2 separate regions of the Homo sapiens genome follow, and region 1 is linked to region 2. Evidence: read pairs that join two places in POLR2A ChIA-PET (ENCODE). Cell type or tissue: GM12878. All regions are shown on one strand. Links, peaks and the distances in the headings refer to the core of each region. The heading gives the core; the rest is flanking DNA.

What was found. ChIA-PET counts read pairs that join two places held together with the same protein. Peaks named below come from ENCODE experiments on the same cell type or tissue, not always from the same donor. Only the 100,000 strongest peaks of a DNase experiment are listed, where the experiment ranks them.
Region 1: POLR2A ChIA-PET joins it to region 2 with 5 read pairs; 3 of 35 experiments call an interaction of 5 or more read pairs at or near these places.

Annotation. Positions count from the first base shown.
Region 1 is chr9:2,708,259-2,712,663 of GRCh38, reverse strand. No RefSeq gene overlaps it. Among named protein-coding and RNA genes, the nearest start is that of KCNV2, 7.0 kb to the left of the region's middle. In GM12878, for the core only: no CTCF peak of the experiment used is centred there; a DNase peak (open chromatin) is centred at 2,676.
Region 2 is chr9:2,545,150-2,549,554 of GRCh38, reverse strand. The region is part of intron 1 of VLDLR-AS1 (VLDLR antisense RNA 1); the gene reads left to right. Among named protein-coding and RNA genes, the nearest start is that of VLDLR, 74 kb to the left of the region's middle. RefSeq lists an enhancer at 61-562. In GM12878, for the core only: no CTCF peak of the experiment used is centred there; no DNase peak of the experiment used is centred there.

The DNA.
Region 1 (4,405 bases), core at 183-4,182, 160 kb before region 2:
ATAATAAGTACGCCTCAAAAGATAGTCATCTTTCCCTCATCTAGCCACCTCCTACCCCAATTCCTGACTCTCCACCTATAACACACAAATAAGTTCATTTTTATTACCTGTAGAGTTTCTTAGCACAGAAATAATGGTTACATTCTTAGTCCACCATTAACATTAATTCCTTTATGTGAAGGCAGCACTGACTGATAACATTTTCTATGTGGATGGTAATGTTCTTATGGCTTAAAACATGGCAAGTGCCACAGAGGAATGGAAATTTTAAATTTGATTTAATTTTAATTAATATATATTTAATCAATGTGTATATTAATATAATTAATTAATATATATATATTTTTGAGACAGGATCTGGCTCTGTCACCCATGCTGGAGTGCAGGGCACGATCTTAGCTCACTGCAACCTCCACCTTCTGAACTCAAGCCATCTTCCCACCTCAGCCTCCCAAGGAGCCAGGACTATAGGTGTGGCCACCATGCCTGGCTAATTTTTTTTTTTTTTTTTTTTTGTAGAGATTAGATTTCACCATGTTGTCCAGGCTGATCTCAAACTCTTGAGCTGTAGCGATCTACCTGCTTTGGACTCCCAGAATGCTGGGACTACAGGCGTAAGCGCCCGCACCTGGCCTTAATTAATTTATATTTAAATTTGAACAGTCACATGTGGCTAGTGGCTACCATGTTGGACAGGGCAGTGTTAAGCTATCAGCTGCGTCCAGATCCGTCTCTTTTAAGTACACAAGGTTCTTAAACCTCTTAATCAAATGAGTTTGCCAGCATAAACTGGCCTGCTACTTCTGAGACTAAAAAGGAATGTGACAGGGAGAAAGGAATTTTGATAAAATGAATAGGATGATGGGACAGGATTGAGAAGCATGAGCAAGTAGAGAGCAGGCTTGGGATGGGGGCATTTCAGAATGGATTCAGGATGGCTTGGGGAGAATAATATTGAAAGAGTCGAACTAAGGCAAATCGTAGGAATAGCAAGAGTACTGAAAATAAACAACTTTACAAATTTACCCAGACCTAGTTCTGAAAGGCAGAGGGAGAGAGGGAGGCAGAAGGGAACTTTGGCATTTACTTGGGAAACTACATTTCCTTTAGGGCCTTTGAAAGTAAATGACTAAGATTGTAATTGTAAAATGGGAAGTTGAAATAAATAGCTGGATAATTTGATAGTCAAACAAAAATAAATTATTCTAAAAAACACAACAATCTCCCCACTCTCAATAAAGGAAAAAAGAGTAGGTCTTTCCCCCCCCACCCCCCCCCCCCACCAAAGCTTGTGTTAAGTCTGGTAAATTTCTTCTAGTAATTGAATTATTTGTTCACTTCCTCTTTACATTTGCCTGTCTCACCATAGGTGAGATGTGGAATGAATGGGAGCAGCAATTGATTACAAAGTGTCCTATTCGGTTGAAATTCTTGCTGACTAAATTAAAGTTGTCTGTGAGTTTAGAAAAAGGAAGAGTAAATGATGGGGAGAAGAGGAGGCTGTAACTAAGCATTCTTTTTATCAATGTCTTGTAATAAAGCTTAAATCTGGAGGGTGCATCCATTTTCCCAAAGCACATCCATCCACTTTAATTCTCTTTTCGAAAGATAAAGAACCTGAGACTTAGAGATGTGGGTTTTCAGCCTGCTGTTGGTCAACAGAGCTGGATCTGGATCTGGGACACATGTATCTGCATCTCTAGGCATCTTTCTGTTCTTGGGACTGTGGTAACTGAACATGAAGCCCCTATTGATATGCCCCTCACTTAGAAAATCTTGACTTTTATTACTGGTCTTTATTTATTGCTCCTCCTAAACATACGTGGACTATCTTTCAACATGGTTCTTTTTGTTCTTTTTGCCCCAGCTGATGCAACAGATCTTGCCATCTGTTTTGGTATCTTGGAAGTGGATGCAAGCTAATTCAACATGAAGTAGGTGTACCTGCTTGTACTGCATGCACGGCGTTGTGCTATTTTCCAGCTGGCAGTGACCCAGGGTTACCTAGTTCCACTGCTCACTTTAGAAATAAGGAAACTGAGGTGTCAGATAGGTCAGGCGACTAGCCCCAAATCTCACAGATGAGTTAGTACCACCTAACTCACTCTACTCTAGAATCCTTTCTAGCTCCAGGTTAGTGCCCTATTCTTCTAACTTGATATTGTTTCTGCTTCCTTGAATGTATTTTTCACTTTGAAGTTGTATCTATGCGGAACAAGCAAGTTATAGATTTAGGGGGAATGTTTTTGAGTAATTTAAATATCAGATCCTGGCATTTAAAAAAGAGCTGAGTTCAGTTATCCAAACTAATTGCCTTCACAGATCTAATTTTGTGGAAGATTTCTCCTCTCCATTTTCTGTTGCCTACGTAGTCACAGTTGAATGTCACATACCTTTCTTAAACAATATCTTCTCTTCTGTCCAAACCAGAACTTTGCTTATTTTCTGTTGGGGCACAGCCCCATTGACCTTCAAAAGTTTAGTCTCGTATAATTTAACACTGCTTTACAGCTAACCTCCTTTGGTGTCCTTGTGTTCTCTCTTGGTCTCTGGGTCTCGCTGTGTTTCTGCTCCCTCTGCTATGAGCAATGAGGTTCTCTCTGACCAAGCCTCCAGAAGAGCAGAAATAAGATGCCTGAGTGCTGCGTTTGATGCAGAGAGAAACCATTTGCAGATAATGCTTTCACTCAGAGGATTTTTTTTCACCTCAAAATTTGCATTCAAAAGCTCTACCAAGGAAGGCAAATGTGCCAGAGATTATGGAACATCTGCTCTGACACTGGCATTACTGCAGTGACGAGGGCTCCCTGGAGTAGGGGTGACAGGAGCCAGATGATGCTCCTGAGGAGATTTGCTGATTTCAAAAGAGGCATCTGTGAAAACCTAGTAAGAATATAAGGAATGTGCTTGAACAGATGGTATGTGTAGAACATTGGAATAGAATCATTCTCTGAATCTTTTAAGGATTAATAAATGTGATGAAGGAAAAGGATTGCAAATGATTAATGATGACTCAATTATATTACACAAATTATATTACACAAATTATATTACACAAAATGCAGTTTTACTCCAAAAGCTGGGTTTTTTTTTTTTTTTTTTGTACAGGTCAACAGTTATTGGTCATGGCAAAATGATATCGTGTAGATAAATACTTTCCACATAGCTTTCTAAAATATATCTCTGCATTACAGGGGCTACTCATAAAGTCAGAACAGAAGAGTTAGACCTTAAGTGATGAATGTGTGTGTGAGTTACACACACTGAAAAGCATAAATAATATATTTAAATAATTTGTTGTCATATTGTTTTTATGTTGATGTGGATTAAATTTTCAAGCAGTGCAGCTGATTTCAGAGAATGCCATGAGAAAAGTCAGTATTTTGGACTGAAGATCAAACTGGAAATAAATTAGCAAGTAATTGCCTGAAAGAGTTTATGGAATAAATAAAAATTATTTACCTAATTGACATAGCAACTGTTAGTATGTAACTCTGTGCTGGGTGCTGCGAAAGGGCTTGTGATTAATAAGTAGCTTTTTTTTTGAGAAAGGTAATGATTTTCCTTGTCCCCATAATTTCACTCTTGATTTCTTCTAAAATTAATTTGGCAAAAGTCGATTTTAGCTCCTGCTTATATAAGAACATCGCAAACTATGACTAGATAAAGTCAATTTAAGGACGTTTCATTGCATCCACCTTTTAGGATTATGTTAGGCTGCCTGTAACTGAAAGAATACTAAATATGGCTTCAACATGTAGGCATTATTTCTCTCCTATGACAAGATGCCCAAAGATTGGCAGTTGGGGGCTGGTGGGAGGTGCTAAGGATGTCATCAAGGATCCAGGATCCTTCCATATTTCTGCTTTGCAATCTTTAATACATAGCTTTGATCCTCATGATTGCAAGATGACTTTGGGACCTCTAGGAATTGAGTCTATATTTCAGGCTGCTAAAAAAAAAAATAAAATATAAAAGAGGGCAGACATGGTAGCCCAGGCCTATAGTCCCAGTGCTTTGGGAGGCTGAGAGGAAAGGATCACTTTTGCTCAGTAGTTTGAGGCTGCGGTGAGTTATGACTGTACCACTGCACTCTGGCCTAGGTGACACAGTGAGACCCTGTCTCTAAAACCACAAAAAACAAAACAAGAACAACAAACTAATAATTTAAAAAAAGGAATAAGAGGCCCCTTTTAAATGGATATTGTGTAAGGAAGCCCCACCCAGCAACCTTCACTTATTTCTGATTGGCCAGATCTGAGTTACAAGGGAGTTCAGGAAGGTGATTACTATAGTTCCCAGTATTTATAGTATTGTTTTATAGTATGGTTGGGGCTGTAGATGTTTGGGACTGGTTATTGATATGCCAACTAAGACTAACTGCCACCTTGTGTGTAAATATAAA
Region 2 (4,405 bases), core at 77-4,076:
TGGCTCTACCTTCCACCAGGTGCCCATGGTCTTCTTTCTTCAGCTGGTAGGTTTTATGGGCCAGGTCGAGAAGTAGTTTCTTGCCTTCTGCCCACATTCCTATGGATGTAAACGGATCACATTTCCACACCTAAATGCAGGGCATGCCGGGAATATTGTCTAACTGCATTTCCAGGTGAGAAAGGAGATATTGTTTGGTGAACAACTAGCCAGTCTCTGTCCACACAACTCAGTCTGGCATCTGTCCTCTCAGTTCTCATGTCAGTTGTTTTACTTATTCTTCTTAAGACATTAACACTTTCTTCATTGTATTCATTCATTAAAATTCATTAACATCATGATGGGCTTCCACAGCATGCCAATTGATGGGAGTTATAAAGAAAAATCAGGTGCAGGGCCTGCCCTTGAACTCAATCTAGTTCAACCTTGTTTAGCTGTCACTGTATTTGGAAGTCCTGAAGTACTTGTTTTTAATTCAATCATCCAAAAAGAAAATAATATTATTGTATGACTACCAATCCTACAAATTAAGTAATCTACTTAGATGTCCAAGTTTTTCCCAAATACTTATTTGCTTCTAGTTCAGTTATTTATTTTGCCTTTTTGTAGTCTTTCTGGAAACAAGTAGAGGCAAATATCTAAGATTTAAAGAAAATATACAGGGACAAAACTTTAAATGTTGTCCCTAAATTTAATTCTTCTTGAAAATTTGGAAAAGGGTATTATTTAGTCTCAGTAGAAAATTAGAGAACAAAGAACCACTGGTCTAGTTTCTAGTCATCTGTGGACATGGTACTCCTGTTAGTGTGTAAGCAATGCAAATTTAGGGAACTTATCTAACAAAATATTTTTTTTCTCTACCCCCCGAAACTCTATCCTTATTCACCTAACTCATCAAATCTTTTTAAAAATTATTGCTTTTATAATTTTGAAAGTTTATTCATTGTAGCAAAGGTTGAAAATATGGGTAAGCAAAAAGATAAAAATTAGAAATGTTCGTTATCCTACTTCCCATAGATAAATCCTGTTAAATCGATATGTGCATTTGCAGCCTTTTTCTGCATATATTTGTGGATGTGTGACAGTATATGTAATCTCTACAACAATGAAATTATACTAAGCATATAGTTTATACTAAGCATATAGAATTGAGGAGAATAGCTGAGGACATTTTAGTTCTGAAAGCAATAGTGTAGCATGATGGTTCATTTCTCAGACCTGGGTTTAAATTAAAGTCAACATCATAATCATAATCATGATGCAGATAATTTTGTATAAATGAAAATAGTTATATTTGAGTCAACAGTTCAAGCACTTCTTTGTGATATAAATGCAACACAAGTACCCATATATCCCAGCTTTGCCACTTACAAACTGCAATGCTTATGGCCTAGGTTTTCTTATTCATAAATAGGCATGATACTAGTATCTGCCCCACAGGGTTGTTGGGAGGATTATTGAGCCAATTCATATAAAGTGCCTGGTATATAGTAAATGCTCAGTAACTTTGGGCTATTATGAAACTGCGTGTGAATTTAAAAACAGTAATCTTTCTTTTAAGTAGGCTGTAAATCAGTGGTTCTAAATCAGGAGTGTTTTCTTCCACCCCACTACCTGGGGGACATTTGGCAATGTCTGGAGACATTTTTGGTTGTCCCATCAGTTGGTGATAGGAAGTTCCTACTGGCATGTACTGTGTAGAGGCTAGGGATGTGCTGAACATCCTACGGTGCAAGGGATGCACCCTCCCAACAGAGAATTATCTTGCCCGAGATATCAGTAGTTCTGAAGCTGAGAATCCCTGCTTTAAAGAAATGTGTATTTTATGTTATCATAGATGGAGGGGAATTTGCCATCAAAGTCACACAACTAGGAAGTTACCTTCCTGGTAATCAATCTACATGTTGAGAAAGATGTTAATAAATAGCCAATTCACCTCGATTTTTGTAGAAATCAAATGAAAGATTGCATTTAACTTTTGTATATTTATACATTATGTAAGTATAAGTTAGAGCTAAACCTGTTTTCTTCTGTGTTTTCTATTTCTTTTTATTATTGCCCCGTTAAGGAGACTTTTAAGACTTAAAAAAATTGCCTCCTCTTCCCATGAAATTTTATACAACAGATATAGTATATATCTGTTTATGCAGTTGGATAGGGTTAAGGATTGGAGGATTACAACCCACTGTGATAGCTAAGATATTTTTGCCCCCTAAGAACCAATTTTCATCCCTATGGGGAAATATTCTAAGTAAAAGAGGAGTGAATTCTAAAAGTGTTTTTGTTTTTTTAAGAATGATGCTTAAATTACTTATTCAATTAAAATTGGCTTAATATCTCCTGTTCTGCACTTTGAGATCATATTGAGAGAGCAATGGAAAAGTGAAAAATAATACTATTGATTTAAAACGCTATAGGCATTTAAAATGGACAGCAAAGCTCAGAGAAATGAATAGAAATTTAGTGAGTGCTGAAAATGCAAAAATAAAAACTGGTAAGGCCAGAAATAAAAGAAGTTGAAAAGGAGACAAAAGCTTTCTAGAGAGGTAGCTAATCTGAATGTAAACTTATCATAAAAGGGAACAAGGAGCTTGAGAGGATAAAGGATGGAAGGGAAATTGTACCGGATAAGGAAGCTGAAGGAAATAATATGAGCTTTTCTTTTTTGTAGGTCATAGTCACTACATTAACTATGTAGCTTGTTTCTGCATTGTTTGAAAAGGAAAGATTAAACACAACTAAATCTGCAAAGTGACAGGCATGTCACACATTGGGGAAGATTGGAAATGTATAGCCTGCAGGTTAACTACCTGGTAATCAAGCCACAAGTCTGGAAGGGATCTTTCTATTGCCTGGCCTGTGTGTATCTATTCCCTTTGTTCTTCACTCATCCCTCCCCCTTACTTATAAATCCTCAGTAAAGGCTCCTGTATAAATTTTCAGCCTCATTTCTTACCACATCAACTACACAGACACCGTACTCTTGTCAGCTCAGCCACCCAAACTTCCAGCAGTTCTTACGGGTCCCAATTCTTTACTTTTGCTTATTATCGGTACTTGATTTGGACTGCTTTCTCGGGACTTCGTTGCCTACCCTTATGCTCTGTATTCCTTTTAATTGCCTCTTCCCCACACTGACAATGAGGGGATAAGAATAAGCCTTGCTTTACAGGTGTGTTCACGGTCAGTGCTGCATGTTACGTTCCTTGAAAGTAGAAGTTTTTGTACTTGTTTTTATATCCACAAGCCTAGCCTGGCCCTGGAGCACGGTTGGTGCTTAACACATGTTCACTGAAGCAAAGGAGCTATTGTTTCCCTCCTTCTCCATGTGGCCTGTCAAGTTTATAACAATTCTCCCTTCTCTCAAAACTCAGAATTGGTGTTGGCTAGTTCTTCCTTGAACTCTTGTATCCACTCATCCCCCAGCCAGAGTTAAGTGATGGTGAACACCTGACCCATAGCTAGGCTACATTTCCATCCTTGAGACACTGAGGACAAACAAACCACAAGGTCAGTCCTTGTGGTTAAAACCAGAGCATATAAACACAGGAGCTATTATGGGGCAATCTTGTGGATTTAAGTGCGGAGAAAACCAGCCTTCCAAGATGAGACTGAAGCCACCATACAGAGAAGAACAGATAATATGGAGAGAGAATCTGAGGGATTCCCTCCTACTCCTATGTTTTGCTTGCATTTCTGCATTTGATTGCATGAGACACTCTCATATTCTTGTAATAAATTCTCTTTAGTGTCAAAGTTAGTTCAAGTTGATTTCAATGACTTGTAGCAAAAAATCTTTCACCACTATATCACACTTTCTGATTTCCCATTTCAATGAAGGATATTATACTAGACAGAAATAATATATACGGGGGAGAGATCAAACTTACTTAAAATATTAGAAACAAATTGTTTGGGAATCTTATTTGGGGAATTTGGTGGAATAATGCTGAGGGACTCTCTGCATTGTTAGGTTTGAAGCAATAGAGAATTTTCCCTTCAAGATGGAGTAGGAGCATGAAGAAAAAAATATTTCATGCTTAAAAACCATAGGCAACAGCCAACGACGGAGCAAAGCACCAAATAGTTAAACTAGGATCCATCAGAAACCTAAGCATCATTTGACCATGCTTCTTGAGCTTCAGCCCTCTTATCCAACCCACCACCAGATCCTGTGAGTTTCCCCATCTACCATTATCTTGAGTCTGTTTCCATCCACTCTAGTCTAAGTGACCTTTATTTCTCATGAGAACTCCAGCAATGGCCTTCAAGACGTAGATGGTGGACAGCTGCTCTTGCCACCAATGGTTCTCTATGCTGTGACTATAGAGCTGATCTAAAGTTCCTAACTGATCCTGTCAAAAGTTTTTCAGGTAATTTTAGTGGCTTCCTTCACTCTTCCTCA